3 separate regions of the Homo sapiens genome follow, and all the other regions are linked to region 2. The links are chromatin contacts, found by Hi-C or POLR2A ChIA-PET in ENCODE. All regions are on one chromosome and are shown on one strand. Each heading gives the region's core, a stretch centred on a gene start or an enhancer-like site at or near the end of the contact. The rest is flanking DNA. Distances are from core to core; before and after follow the strand shown. Region 1 holds the start of EIF3B (eukaryotic translation initiation factor 3 subunit B). Region 2 holds the start of COX19 (cytochrome c oxidase assembly factor COX19). Region 3 holds the start of GNA12 (G protein subunit alpha 12).

What was found. A loop is a pair of places that touch in the nucleus more often than their neighbours do. ChIA-PET counts read pairs that join two places held with the same protein, here RNA polymerase II (POLR2A). Pooled maps may share reads with other maps.
Region 1: a pooled map shows a loop between it and region 2 (17-fold over the local background). The contact joins the promoter of EIF3B here to the promoter of COX19 in region 2. A Hi-C loop is called at or near these places in 7 of 50 pooled maps. POLR2A ChIA-PET finds 5 or more read pairs at or near these places in 3 of 52 experiments (A673, T-cell and activated CD4-positive, alpha-beta T cell).
Region 3: a loop to region 2 is called in a pooled map, with 18 times the contacts of the local background. The contact joins the promoter of GNA12 here to the promoter of COX19 in region 2. A Hi-C loop is called at or near these places in 5 of 50 pooled maps. POLR2A ChIA-PET finds 5 or more read pairs at or near these places in 2 of 52 experiments (OCI-LY7 and T-cell).

What each region holds. Positions count from the first base shown.
Region 1 is chr7:2,353,308-2,357,820 of GRCh38, forward strand. It overlaps EIF3B (eukaryotic translation initiation factor 3 subunit B), which reads left to right and starts at 1,520. Exons shown (of 19, transcript NM_001037283.2): 1 at 1,520-2,113. The coding sequence starts at 1,615. It also overlaps a transcript of SNX8 not described here. RefSeq lists enhancers at 311-866, 537-606 and silencers at 1,407-1,546, 1,727-1,816, 1,867-1,976.
Region 2 is chr7:972,073-977,131 of GRCh38, forward strand. COX19 (cytochrome c oxidase assembly factor COX19) reads right to left here and starts at 3,477. Exons shown (of 3, transcript NM_001031617.3): 1 at 3,356-3,477; 2 at 1,109-1,220. The coding sequence starts at 3,437. RefSeq lists enhancers at 2,700-3,582, 2,882-2,951, 3,583-4,463 and silencers at 3,192-3,351, 3,372-3,651.
Region 3 is chr7:2,842,376-2,847,142 of GRCh38, forward strand. GNA12 (G protein subunit alpha 12) reads right to left here and starts at 1,933. Exons shown (of 4, transcript NM_007353.3): 1 at 1,478-1,933. The coding sequence starts at 1,786. RefSeq lists enhancers at 1,240-2,057, 2,020-2,314, 2,297-2,426 and silencers at 1,407-1,456, 1,797-2,126.

The sequences.
Region 1 (4,513 bases), core at 270-2,769, 1.4 Mb after region 2:
CTGGAAGGTCCCGATTGCAGCGGCGCTGTGATTATGCCACCGCACTCTAGCCTGGGCAACAGAGCGAGACCCTATCTCTGAAAACAAACAAAACAAAAAAACTATAGGATGAAATATACATAAAATTTACCTTTTTGGCATTTTATTTTATTTTTTCGAAGACAGGGTCTCGCTATGTTGCCCTGACTGGTCTTGAACTCTTGGGCTCAAGTGATCCTCCTGTCTTGGCCTCCCAAAGTACTGGGAAGAGAGGTGTGAGCCACCGCGCAGGGCCTAGCCATTTTAATATGAAGTTTAGTATACAGTTCAGTGGCATCAAGTACATTCACCATGTTGTACCATCACCACCGTCATCTCCAAAACGTTCTCATCCTCCCAAATTGAAGGTCCGTCCCCGATAAACACTCCCCACTCTCCACCCCAGCCTCTGGGTACCACCTGTTTTATTTATTTATTTAATTTTCGTAGAGATGAGGGCTGGCGTGCGGGGGGTGGTGGTGCTATGTTGGCAAGGCTGGTCTCCAACTCCTAAGCTCAAGCGATCTTCCCACCTCAGCCTCCCAAAGTGCTGGGATAACAGGCGTGATCCACTGGGTTGTTTTCTAGGATGATTAAGACATCCCCCAACCAGTGGTTGTCCTCCACTCCGGCAAAAAACAAGATAGAAGCCACATGCACCCAATGCCCGTCCCGTGAGCACCCGCGCAGAGCGAACCGCTCCGGTCCCTCCGGAGTCAGCCTCGAGCTCCACGCGGCGAGGACCCGCCCCCGCCCCCACGTGACCCGCGCTGTCCCGCGCTGAAGGCGGCGGCCTCGGATGGACTGAACCACTGTGAAAGCCCGAATGGGGGGAAACAGGCAGTGACGGCCGCTAGGGAAGGACTGGGGGTAAGCGATTAAAGAAACTTCCATACATTTTTGTATCGCGCCAGGCAGTCGTCCTTCTAGTCGTGTGGGCCCTCTCTGGCTCGCCCCGAATTCCTTTTCTATTTTGAAGTAGTCTGTCCTTTTGCTCAGTCAGTAGGCGAGTCCAAGTGACAGACACGGACAGGGGGGACTTTAGTAACGTAAACTAAACGGTTTCCCTAGCGAAAGGCTCAGACGCCCTGAGCAATCGCCTGTTGAGTCTCCACTCTTCCAGGGTATTAACTGTTGAGTTAGAGGACATTTTCCTAGCATTCCGGGTACTAAAATCATTTCTTGTCCCCGCCTTCAGCTCCACAAATAGTTCAGTCCCGCCCCGCAGCGTCCGACGGGAAAGGAAAGGGGGAGGACGCCATGTTGGACGGAACCATCTGCTGCCACACATGGGGTGGTCAATGCTCCCATGAGTTTACTGATGCACAGAAACAACCTTGCTGAATGGAATTAAGCACTTTCTTGTCACAAATATATCAGTTTGATGATTTTCGGGCGCGGTCTTGTGGATGCGAGTCCTCTCAGGGTCGTTCGTGAGGCCCCAGGGCGTGGGTGCGCCCCCCGCCCCGCGGCCTTGGTGCGGCCTCCCCGTCGCACGCACATGGCTGGGCTGTAGCCGTCGCGGCGCGCGGTGCGGCCTGGGAGAGTCGGAAGCGCGGCGGCCGCGGAGCCCTGCGAGTAGGCAGCGTTGGGCCCATGCAGGACGCGGAGAACGTGGCGGTGCCCGAGGCGGCCGAGGAGCGCGCCGAGCCCGGCCAGCAGCAGCCGGCCGCCGAGCCGCCGCCAGCCGAGGGGCTGCTGCGGCCCGCGGGGCCCGGCGCTCCGGAGGCCGCGGGGACCGAGGCCTCCAGTGAGGAGGTGGGGATCGCGGAGGCCGGGCCGGAGTCCGAGGTGAGGACCGAGCCGGCGGCCGAGGCAGAGGCGGCCTCCGGCCCGTCCGAGTCGCCCTCGCCGCCGGCCGCCGAGGAGCTGCCCGGGTCGCATGCTGAGCCCCCTGTCCCGGCACAGGGCGAGGCCCCAGGAGAGCAGGCTCGGGACGAGCGCTCCGACAGCCGGGCCCAGGCGGTGTCCGAGGACGCGGGAGGAAACGAGGGCAGAGCGGCCGAGGCCGAACCCCGGGCGCTGGAGAACGGCGACGCGGACGAGCCCTCCTTCAGCGACCCCGAGGACTTCGTGGACGACGTGAGCGAGGAAGGTGAGGGCGCCCGGGGCGGGGCTGGCGAGCGGCGCGGGAGCGTGGCTGGGGTTCCCGAGGTGGGAGATATCGTCGGGCTGTGCCACCGGTTCGTGCAGAAGTTCCAGCGAGGGTGTCCGTGTGTTCCTGAGAAGCCACCGAGGGAGGGGTTCCCGAGTGCCCTGGAAGTGTTCTGAGAGCCCAGCGCCTCCCCTTTTCTTTCCTGAAAAAGGGGACAGGGTGGAGCTCACTTCGGGAGCCAGGCATTTGCATGACAACCAGAAATCTGAGAGGGTGGGAGAGGGCACATGGGGTACTCCGTTATGGCTGGGTGTGCTGTGAGTGTAGCAGCTGGGGGTACGGCAAAAACCGAAGACCCGGTGGCAGGTTTGCGGGTCTACGTGTCCCCAGAGCTGACCAGTCAGACCTCCCAAGGTCTGGATCGGAGGAACAGCTTGTGGCAGAGCCGGTGATTTTGTCCTCCTGCCCCTCAGAATTGTCCATCTCCAGAGACTTCCTTAGTGGGACAGGCACCCTGTGAAATTCCAGTTTGATTTTTCTTTATCTCTTGCGCTAAATCTATAAAGAGAGTTATTTTTCCAGGTTTTAATATTGCCGATAACAGCCAGCTTTGCCTTCATCTCAACCTTGATTGGATTTACAGGCATATTTTTGCTTCCTGTCTCAGAGATTTTTTCCTGAAGCTACTTCTGATGAGAGCTGGTCTCATTTGTTTTTCTTTTGTTTTTTAGCTCTCTTAAGCCTTTAAGTTGGGAACACATCAGCCTCTGCAGATTGGCTAAGTTGATACTAGAGTGAGAAAAATAAAAATACCCTTGCTGATGTAGCCAGCGATACACCAGGACAATTTCGGGAATAACATGGAGTTGCCAATTTATGATTTAAACGTATTTTTAAAAGGCTATCAGAGGGCCGGGCTGGGTGGCTCACGCCTGTAATCCCAGCACTTTGGGAGGCCGAGACGGGTGGATCACGAGGTCACCATCCTGGCTAACACGGTGAAACCCCGTCTCTACTAAAAATAAAAAAAAATTAGCCGGGCGTGGTGGCGGGCACCTGGATTTCCCAGCTACTCTGGAGGCTGAGGCAGGAGAATGGTGTGAACCTGGGAGGCGGAGCTTGCAGTGAGCCGAGATCCTGCCACTGCACTCCATCCTGGGCGACAGAGCAAGACTCCGTCTCAAAAAAAAAAAAAAAAGAAAAAGAAAAAAAGGTTATCAGAAATACAAGTCAGCCAGGTGTGCTGGTGCACACCTGTAGTCTCAGGTACTTGGGAGGCTGAGGCACGAGAATCACTTTAACCCAGGAGGTGGAGGTTGCAGTGAGCCTAGATCCCACCACTGCCTGGGCGACAGAGTGAGACCCTGTCTCAAAAAGTGAAAAATTAAAAAATAAAAACGCTGTCAGTTACTGTGACCATTACTATATTACACTTTTTTTTTTCATAAAAGACATTTTAGCATGAAAAGCAGGAAGGACACCACAAACTAAAGACTTTGGGAACATCTAGTCTACGCCCCTCAGTCCTGAGGAAACTTGTCCCTGAAGGTGGAGTAGGCTGCTGAGAATTCCCAGTGGGTCTATACTGCTTGGCCCACCAGACTCTCCTGCTCAGAACAGTGTTCTTTCTAACGCTTCAATTGTTATTATGGTTTAAAAATCAAAACTTTTGGTTTAATGATTATTTTGAGCCCTTGGATATTCTGCTACTTTTTTAAAAAGCATTATTTGAGCCCATCGAATTCACAGATTTCTAATACGTAGATTACTTCTGGAATTGGGAAGAGTCAGAGGATGCTAATATGACGACAGGGTTGGCCAGGCTGGGTGACGGCTGTGGGTCCTCAGCGGGCCCACGTGGCCCTGAAGGTGCAGTGTTGGCCAGAGTGACAGGTGAGGCATCTGGTCCTGAGGACTAAGGCTCAGGAAGCCGACTTTGTCATGGCCCTCCTGGTTGTGGTAACGCAGGTTTTGTGCTTTATGAGAAGAGCTGCCCTTCAGGGTCATTGTGCAAGACCGTAGGTGACTGTATCAGTTCTTTCCAGAAGGGCCAAGTCTTCCAAGGAGCAGGCCAGAGGTGGCCTGGAGTCCCTGTCTTGCTTTATTACTTTTTTGGTACAGATTAGCTTCTCAAACTGTAATCATCCTTTCAGTTTAATGTTTCAGCTGATCCAGGATTTTAACTCTAAATGTCTTTTTTGGCTCATTAACTATTCTTTCTCTTTCTATTTGCTATTTAGTGTTGAGAATTGTTCTCTTCTGTTTTTCCTGGAGACCGCTTGGGAATCCATGAGCCACGTGTAACCGATGCTTGGGCTGAGAGTGATCAAGGCGTTGTGTCTTCATGGTGTAGTTACTTCATTTATTTCCTTCCTACGTGTGGGCAGTTTCTCCTAGACT
Region 2 (5,059 bases), core at 2,227-4,726:
TCAATTCACACCGTCTCTAAAGCTTGGCAGCGCCATGGAGAAATTCTCAGTTCCAGTTTTCTAAAGATGCATTAATTTAAGACTAATTTAAACACGTGGCTCCAGCCAGCGTGCTACTTAAACAATCAGAGATGGTAAGAGACAGATTCAGTGTGGCCCTTGGACAAATGTGAGCCCTGGAAGAGCCTAAGCGACAGCCCCAAAGGCAGAACGTGGCCTCACTGAAGTCCACACCGCTGAGAAGGCCCATCATCCTTACGGCCCCAAATGTCCACACGAATAACCCCGAACACACCTGTGTGGCCGGAAAGGCACAACGGATTTTTGCCTTGAGGGAAATGTCTGAGTATGTTATGGGAACATGAAAAGAGCTCAAAGTGGATGGGCGAATTGTCAACCTGTCTTCAGCACAGACACAGCTGTCTGAAGACCGAAATGCTTAGTGAGCTAATCATGGCCTCGAAAAGCAAAAATAAAAGCTCCCACTACCATCATATAATTATATGCTACATGCTTTTTTTTGCATAAGGGATTAGAATAGCTCTTATTTTAAGTAAAAGCTGTGGGGATCATAGCTACGAACGCGTTTGTTTTGTTTAAAAGTGAGCGTTGGTGAGTTCTGGTTACGACAGGAAGAATCATTCATCTTTCATCATTTCTTAAATAGTCTATTGTCCTCCCTGTCACATTCCCAACAACTCAAAGTGGAGCAAAACAACCCAGTGCATATTTTTAACATCTGAGAATGCAAAAGAAAGAAACTGTGTACCCACGACCTTCGGTCTTTTGACTCAGTCAGCATTATGATGCACGATTTGGAAACCTTAATGACAGGTCGGTAGCAACCAAATGTGGAAAGAAAATGCTCTCAGGAATGCAATCATGTATAACGCTATCGCTCAAGAAGAGGTTCCCAAGATTGTGAAACAGCTTTTGGTACAATTTCATCTGATAAGCCTCCATTTCAAGGGCAAACAATTCCACAGTCCTGAAAAACACAAGCTGAATCCCAGGCCTGAAAAAGACACACTGTAATGGCCTTTCAGGAAAAAAAAAGTTTTAATTGGAGTAGTGGGAGGTGGAAATCATAACGCTTAGCTGTACTCACCTCTCCATCCTGCATTCTAAATATTCTTTTGATTCCTTTCTGCACAAAGCATTTTCAAAATTATTGTTATGAAGACACTTCATGAATTTCTCTTTAAAGCTTTTACATTCACCTAGAACGAGAAAGAAAACAGCATGTTCTTTTCAGAGTGAAAAGTGATGCAACCACACAACAGCCTTAAGAGCTGCGCTGCTTTTCCTTTCAAAACTTGTTTCCTCAGGCCGGGCGCAGTGGTTCACACCTGTAATCCCAGCACTCTGAGAGGATCACCTGACCCCAGGAGTTTGAGACCAGCCTGGGCAACACAGTGAGACCCCCATCTCTACCAAAAAAAACCTTAAAAGTTAGCTAGGTGTGGCGCACGTCTGTGGTTCCAGCTACTCAGGAGGCTGAGGCAGGAAGATCGCTTGAGCAAAGGATTTCGAGGCTGCAGTGAGCTTGATCACACCACTGCACTCCAGCCTGGGCAACAGATCAAGACCTTGTCTCCTAAAAATAATCCAGGCTGGGCACGGTGGCTCACGCCTGTAATCCTAGCACTTTGGGAGGCAGAGGTGGGCGGATCACCTGAGGTCAGGAGTTCAAGACCAGCTCGGCCAACTTGGTGAAACCCCATCTCTATTAAAAATACAAAAATTAGCCGGGCATGGTGGCGGGTGTCTGTAGTCCCAGCTACTCGGGAGGCTGAGGCAGGAGAATTGCTTGAACCCAGGAAGCGGAGGTTGCAGCGAGTCGAGATCACACCACTGCACTCCAGCCTGGGTGACAGAGTGAGACTCCATTTCAAAAATAAATAAATAAATGATCCAGCCTGGTCAACATGGGGAAACTCCATCTTTAAAATAAAAAATAAAAAAACAATAATAATTAGCTGGGTGTGGTGTTGCACACCTATAGTCCCAGCTACTCTAGAGGCTGAGACAGGAGAATCGCTTGAACCCGGGAGGAGGAGGTTGCAGTGAGTCGAGATCACACCACTGCACTCCAGCCTGGGCGACACAGTGAGAGTCCATTTCAAAAATAAATAAATAAATAATCCAGCCTGGGCAACATGGGGAAACCCCATCTCTAAAAAAAAAAAAAAAAAAAAAATTAGCTGGGTGTGGCGCTGCACACCTATAGTCCCAGCTACTCTAGAGGATGAGACGGGAGACTCCCCTGAGTCCAGAAAGGAAGGAGGCCGAGGCTTCAGTGAGCTATGATTGCACCACTGCACTCCAGCCTAAGCAACAGAGTGAGACCGTGTCTCAAAACAAAAACAATCAAACCCAAACTTGTTTCCTTCATAAACATGCTGAAAACAACAATGGAAAAAACCCACAACGAGGTAAAGTCAGCCCAGTACGAGGTTAAGGTGCAATGTAGGTGATGGTCACAGGAGAGTTCAGGGTAAAAATTCTTTCATTTTTGCTATTTGAAAATGTCACAATAAAATGTTGGGAAAGAAACAGTAATTCACAGATCGTTTTTCTTTTCTTTTCTTTCTTTTTTTTTTTGAGACGTTGTCTCACTCTGTCGCCCAAGCTGCAGTGCAGTGGCCCGATCTCGGCTCACTGCAACCTCCGTCTCCCGGTTCAAGCGATTCTCCTGCCTCAGCCTCCCGAGTAGCTGGGACTACAGGCGAGCCACATCACACCCAACTAATTTTTGTATTTTTAGTAGAGACGGGGTTTCCCCATGTTGGGCAGGCTGGTCTCGAACTCCTGATCTTAAATGATCCGCCCACCTCGGCCTCCCAAAGGGCTGGGATCACAGGCATGAGCCACCGCGCCCGGCCCACAGATCCTTTTTCGAAGCCTTCATGTCCACGGAGGCAACCCCACCGGAATACGGCCAGAAGCACTGGGAGATCAGCAGCACTTTTGAGCTTTGCAGCAGACATCGCTAGGCACCGTCTAAGCCTCGGCTGCAGCTGCGGGCTTCGTGGCCGCCGAATGCCCCGCTCTGCAAACCCGGGGCACAGACAGCCCGCCGGGTGAGTCAGGGCGGAGCCGGAGACCCGGAAGCCTGACGCAAGGAGTCGGTGTCGCTGCCCTCGTCACGGGGGCCACGGTCCTGCCAGCTCCCACCTGCAGGGTCCATGCCGCAGCAGTGACCCAGGGCTGGGTGGGGCGGAGGGGCGGGCCGCCGTGCCTCAGTTTCCCCGCCTGCACCGCGCTAGATGCCGGCACCCCATAGGGCTCCGCGCTGGGCCGCGACCCAGACCCCCCATCGCAGACCCCTGCCCGCCGACCTTCCGCCGCTCACCTAAGTGATCCAGCGGGAAGCTGCCCTTGTCCGGGGGCCGCGGCTGGAAGCTCTTGGTCCCGAAATTCATGGCGGTCGACATGTTGGCGACTCCGGAGTCTGCGAGCGCCTTGCGAGCGTACGCAGGGCGGCCGGCGGAGCGCCGAGCAGGCACCCCGGGAGCGCCGAGCACGTCGAGCAGGCCCCGTCCCCGCCCCTTGCCCAGGCCCGGCCCCACCCCTTGCCCAGGCCCGGCCCCACCCCCTCGGAGTCAGCAAGCTCCTGAGCCCCGGTGGGCGCTGCCCGGGCTTTCCCGTCCCCTGGGACCCTCACAGCAGTCGGTAGCAGAATCAGCTTTTGGAATTGGTGAGAAACCGAGGCCCAGAAAGGTTCAGCGAATTGCCCGAGGACACATAGCGGTGCCGGCGTCTCTGCATCCCAGGTGTCTGCTGGGGCCTCGGTTTCCCCATCGCACAGAGACCTCATCACGGGGCCCATCCGGGGAGGAAGGCGGCACAGGAGGGACAGGAGAGCCTGTGGACTCGCTGCCTGCGGCTGCTGGAGCCAGGTGACACCACCGAGCAGCTTCAACAACAGGAATGTGCTCTCAGTCCTGGGGTCTGGAGTCCAAGCAGTGGGCAGAGTGGGGGCCCTGGGGACAGTCCCAGCCTCCCAGCTTCTGGGGGCCGCCAGCCTGTGAGGTTCCTTGGCTTGCAGAAGCACCACCTGGTCTCGGCCCCTACGTTCCCATGGTGTCCTGCGCATGTCCAAATTTACTATTTTTATTTATTTATTTGAGACAGGGTATTGCTCTGTTGCCCAGACTAGAGTGCAGTGGCATGATCACGACTCACTGCAGCCTCGACCTCCTGGGCTCAGCGATCCTCTCACCCCAGCCTCCTGAGTAGCTGCGACCACAGGCACACACCACCACACCAGGCTAATTTTTCTATTTTTCGTAGAGATGGAGTCTCCCTATGTTGCCCAGGCTGGTCCTTAACTCCTGGGCTCAGGCAATCCTCCTGCCTCAGCCTCCCTAAATGCCGGGATTATAGGCATGAGCCACCATGCCCAACCTAAATTTCCTCTTTTTATAAGGATAGCAGTCATGTTGGGTTAGGGGCCGTCCCAATAACTTCATCTTAACTAATTATATCAGCAGCAACCCTATTTCTTTGTTTTGTTTTTTAAAACGGAGTCTCTCTCTTGTTGCCCAGGCTGGAGTACAGTGGCTCGATCCTGGCTCATTGCAACCTCCACCTCCCAGGTTAAAGCAATTCTCCTGCCTCAGCCTCCCGAGTAGCTGGGATTACAGGCGCCACCAACACACCCAGCTAAGCTAATATATTTTTTTTCAACACAGAGTCTCACTTTGTAACCTAGACGGGCGTGCAGTGGTACGATCTCGGCTCACCGCAACCTCCACTTCCCGAGTTCAAGAGATTCTCCTGCCTCAGCCTCCAGAGTAGCTGGGATTACAGGCATGCGCCACCACACCCGGCTAATTTTTTGTACTTTTCGTAGAGACGGGGTTTCACCATGTTGCCCAGGCTGGTCTCGAACTCCTGACCTTAAGTGATCCGCCCACTTCAGCCTCCCAAAGGGCTGGGATGACAGGCGTGAGCCGCCGCACCTGGCACCTATTTCCAAAGCAAAGGTCACATCCTAAGGTCCTAGTGGCTTCACCATACGAATGGGGGTGGAGGGTAGTTACAGCTCAACCTA
Region 3 (4,767 bases), core at 683-3,182, 1.9 Mb after region 2:
GCAGCCTCAACCTCCCAGGCTCAACCAATTCTCCTACCTCAGCCGCTCAAGCAACTGGGACTACAGGTGCATTCCACCATGCCCAACTAATGTGTTCATTTTTGTGGCACTGAGGTCTTGCTGTGTTGCCCAGGTTGGTCTCAAACTTCTGGCCTCAAGTGATCCTCCTGCCTCAGCTTCCCAAAGTGCAGGGATTACAGGCACGAGCCATCACACCTGGCCGACTTCTACAGCTTCTTTCACAAATATGGCGAAGAGAAAAAAGGAAGCAAGAGACAGGAGAATCTGGAGATTCATTGCAATGCATGTCGAGTCACACAAAACAATTATGCCACAATGGAGGAATTCTGAACACTGGATATCTGGTGATAATGAGCTATTACTAATGTTTAGGTTTGCTAATGGTACTGCGGTTGTGTTTTTACATGGAGGCCTCATCTTTTAGCCACTCATATACATCCTAAAACGTTTCCTAATCCAACTACACAAAGTTGGATTTGCTTGGAGACCATGGGGAGGGCACAGGTGAATAGGATTGGCACAGAATTGATGACTGCTTTAGTTGGGCTGTAGGTACTTTACAGTCAATCTACTATTTTCTCTACTTTTGTATACATTTGAAGTTTTCGTATTAGAAAGTGTGGCTCACACCTGTAATCTCAGCACTTTGGGAGGCCCAGGTGGGAGGATGGCTTGAGACCAGCCTGGGCAAGAGAGTGAGAGCCTTTCTAAAAAAACAGAAAAGTAAAAAGAGACTCATGGCTGGTTCCCGTCCAGTCTCCACTGCTCTTCTTCTAAGCTCAGCCGGAGGGCACGGCCGGTTGGGCTCCTATCCCACAAATCTTCCAGTGGGAAATGGACAGATACCATTCTGCTAGGGCACATCCAGGAGGGGGCTAAGTGCCAAGCCCCCACTCCCCATCCCCAGAAGCTGGCCCGAGTTCCCACTCCCACGGTCCCCAGGCACCCTAGAGAGGGCAGAGGCAGACCGGGCGCCATGACTCATGCCTATAATCCCAGCACTTGAGGGAGACCAAGGCAGGAGGATCACTTGAGGCCAGGAGACTGAGACCAGCCTGGGCAACACAGCAAGACCCCATCTCTACAAAAAAAAACTTAAAAATTAGCTGGGCTGGTGGTGCGCGCCTGTAATCCCACTACTTCGGGAGGCTAAGGAGGGAGTAGGGCTTGAGCCTGGGAGGTCGAGGCTGCAGTGAGCTGTGAGGGCGCCACTGCACTCAAGCCTGGGAAACACAGCGAGACCCCATCTCAAAAAGGGCGAGACGGGGTGGGGCAGAGACGACGCCAGCAGGCCTCGGGGAATGGGTCGGGGGGGAGTGGGGTGCAGGCGGGGCTGGATCCAGCATCCTCGCCCCAGGGGTCCCCGCCCGCGGCGGCGGACCACGGAGGGGCCCGGGGCGGGGGTTAGCGCCCCGGCCCACCTGGGTGCAGGTGCTGGGCGGGGGGCGCGCGTCACCTTGAGGATGTTGTCGAAGATGGTGTCGCGGAACTCCAGCAGCGCCTTCTGGTCGAACTCGCGGCCGTGGATGATGCGCATCTGCTTGAGGAACGTGGACTTGCCGCTCTCGCCCGCGCCCAGCAGCAGGATCTTCACCAGGCGCCGGACCGCGCGCCGCTCGCGGGCCAGCAGCGCGTCGATGTCGCGGCTACGCCTCCGGGCCTCGCGCTCCGCGTCGCGCGCGCCGCTGCCCGCCCTGCGCTCGCGGGCCCCGCCGGCCTCGGCCGGCAGCAGGCAGCGGCTGAGGGTCCGCACCACCCCGGACATGGCCCCTCAGGCCGCGGCCGCGCCCCGCCGGCGCCCGGGGGCCATGGACGCTCCCGCCGGCGAGGGCGAGCCCGGGCCGAGGCACCGCCCCACGCCCCGCCGCTCGCCTCAGGCCGCGTCCGCCGCCGCCGCTGCAGTCGCTCCGAGGCCCGCACTCGTCGCCCGGCCGCCACTCGGGCCCGGCGGAGGGGCGGGCGGCGCCGCGTGAGGCCCGGCGGATTGGGCCGGCTGCCGTCCATCTGGCCGTGAGAGCCCTTCGATTGGCTCATCTCGCCAAGGGAGGCGGGCATCCCTTCCGGCCTCGGGGCGGGGTCGACGCCGAAAGAGGCGGGATCTTTGAGGTGAAGGCGCTTCTCATTGGACGCCCAGGCTGAGGTTCTTTCTTTCAGAATGAAAGGGAGGCGGGGTCGCCCGGGAGGCGGAGCGATCGTCCGCCATGGCCAATTATAATTGCTCTGAGTGGACATCAGACGTGCCCAACGGGCTTTGGATTGGGTGTTCGGGGGACGGGGCGTGACGAGAAGTGCCAGGTGTACAGAAAGATTCTCCCTTGGTTCCCAGATTGGGTCCGCCTGTGAGACCAGGACCTCGCGGAGTAGCCCAAAGGCTGGGAAATGCTGATAAGAGGTTCAGCTGCTCGTCGTATTCCCTCCGATGATCTTGTTTCTACACTATTTTCCTTCCAGAAACACTGGAGGGGGATGGGCCATAAATTTCAAACACATGCACCCTTTGAGAGTGGCATGGGCTTCTAGGAGGCTTTGCGAAAAGCTGACTAATCACTAAAATCACCAGAAGCTCCCCCAAAAGTCTTATGTCTCACAGTGATTGAGAGAGTGGGGTCTGGAGTTGCTGGGCCTGAGTTGGAATCTCCAGTCGACCAGTTACTAGGTGTACTAGTTGCATAACTTTTTTTAGCAGCTTTCCCCACCCCCCCCAACAAACCCTTTTGGATGTTCTTAGCTTCCGTTTCCTCATCTGTAAAACGGGGGTGTCATTGACGACATTGGTTATGGCTTGACATTGCTCAAATCGTCATGAAGATATAAACTGAGAACATGAACTTACCAAACACTTAGCACGTGAGCTAGCCCAAAATCAGCTCTTGATAGAGATCAGCTGATTACAGATTCTTGACTCTCCCAGATCTACTGAATCAGAACCTCCTAGAAGGAGCTCAGGTATCCCTTAAGATTAAAGGCGTGAGCCGCCGCGCCTGGCCCAGTGTGTAGTCTTTTATCTCTCGCCACCCCCCACCTTTTACCCTGAGTCCCCAAAGTCCAATCTCTGTGCGGTGTCTGTTAACTCTGCTGATTATTTCTTTTGCAGTGCCGAAGCTTTTTAGTTTAATTAAGTCCCATCTATTTATCTTTGTTTTTGTTGCATTTGCTTTTGGGTTCTTGGTCACAAAGTCTTTGCCTAAGCCAACGTCTAGAAGGATGTTTCCGATGTTATCTTCTAGAATGTTTATGGTTTCAGGTTGTAGATTTAAGTCTTTGATCTATCCTGAGTTGATTTTTGTATAACGTGAGAGACGAGGATCCAGTTTTATTCTTCTACATGTGGCTTGCCAATTATCTCAGCACCATTTGCTGAATAGGCTGTCCTTTCCCCACTTTGTTTTCATTTGCTTTGTTGAAGATCAGTTGGCTGTAAGTATTTGGCTTCATTTCTGGGTTCTCTATTATGTTCCATTGGTCTCTGTGCCTATTTTTATATTAGTACCATGCTGTTTTTGTGACGATAGCCTTATAGTATAGTTTGAAGTCAGGTAAAGTGATGCCTCCAGATTTGTTCTTTTTGCTTAGTCACAGATCTAAACTCCCCAGAAGGCTGGGCACGGTGACTCACAACTACAGTCCCAGCAGTTTGAGATGCTGAGGTGGGAGGATCACTTGAGCCCAGGAGGTCAAGGGTGCAGTGACCTATGATCGTGCCACTGTACTCCAGCCTGGACAACGGAGCAAGACCCTGTTTCAGAAACAAAACAAAACAAAAACCAACTCCCTGACAACCTTGAATGCACATAATATGTATTATTTGTCACTTGCTACAAATACTACAAATCATGCCATGAATTTGTATCACTTATGAGTCAAGATTTTGTAATCCTTGGAAAATGATTAGAAAGTCTTGCTTGTTTGTGGAAATGACCTCCCATAGGAGGCCAAATATGGCTGGGCACGGTGGCTCATGCCTGTAATCCCAGCACTTTGGGAGGCCAAGGCAGGCAGATTATCTAAGGTCAGGAGTTCAGGACCAGCCTGGCCAACATGGCGAAACCCTGTCGCTACTAAAAAATACAAAACTTGGTTGGGTGTGGTGGCGGGCGCCTGTAATCCCAGCTACTGGGGAGGCTGAGATAGGAGAATTGATTGAACCCGGGAGGCGGAGGTTGCAGTGAGCCGAGATCGCACCATTGCACTCCAGCCTGGGCAACAAGAGCAAAACTCTGCCTCAAAAAAACAAAAAAAAAAAAACAAAAACGGGAAGGCCAAATACTAGGTCTGGCATGGTAGCTCACACCATGTAATCCCAGCACTTTGTGAGGCTGTAATCCCAGCACTTTGTGAGGCTGAGGTGGGCAGATCACTTGAGGCCAGGAGTTTGAGACCAGCCTGGCCAACATGGTGAAACCTCCATCTCTATTAGAAATACCAAAATGAGCCAGGCATGGTGGTGAACGCCTGTAATTCCAGTTACTTAGGAGGCTGAGGCATGAGAATTGCTTGATCCCAGGAGGCTGAAGTGGCAGTGAGCTGCGATCACACCACTGCACTCCAGCCTGGGCAACAGAGCAGGACTCTGTCTCAAAAAGAAAAAAAAAAAAGAAAAAAAAAAAAAAGGCCAAACACTAGTATTGAAATAGAAGGGAGGAGAAATTGGAGAATCCAAAGAAAGCAATGTTTCTGAGACAGAAATAGGGAATTTTGAATCACTAAAGAGTGGACTAGAATTCAGAACAGGTTTTTGGCTCATCC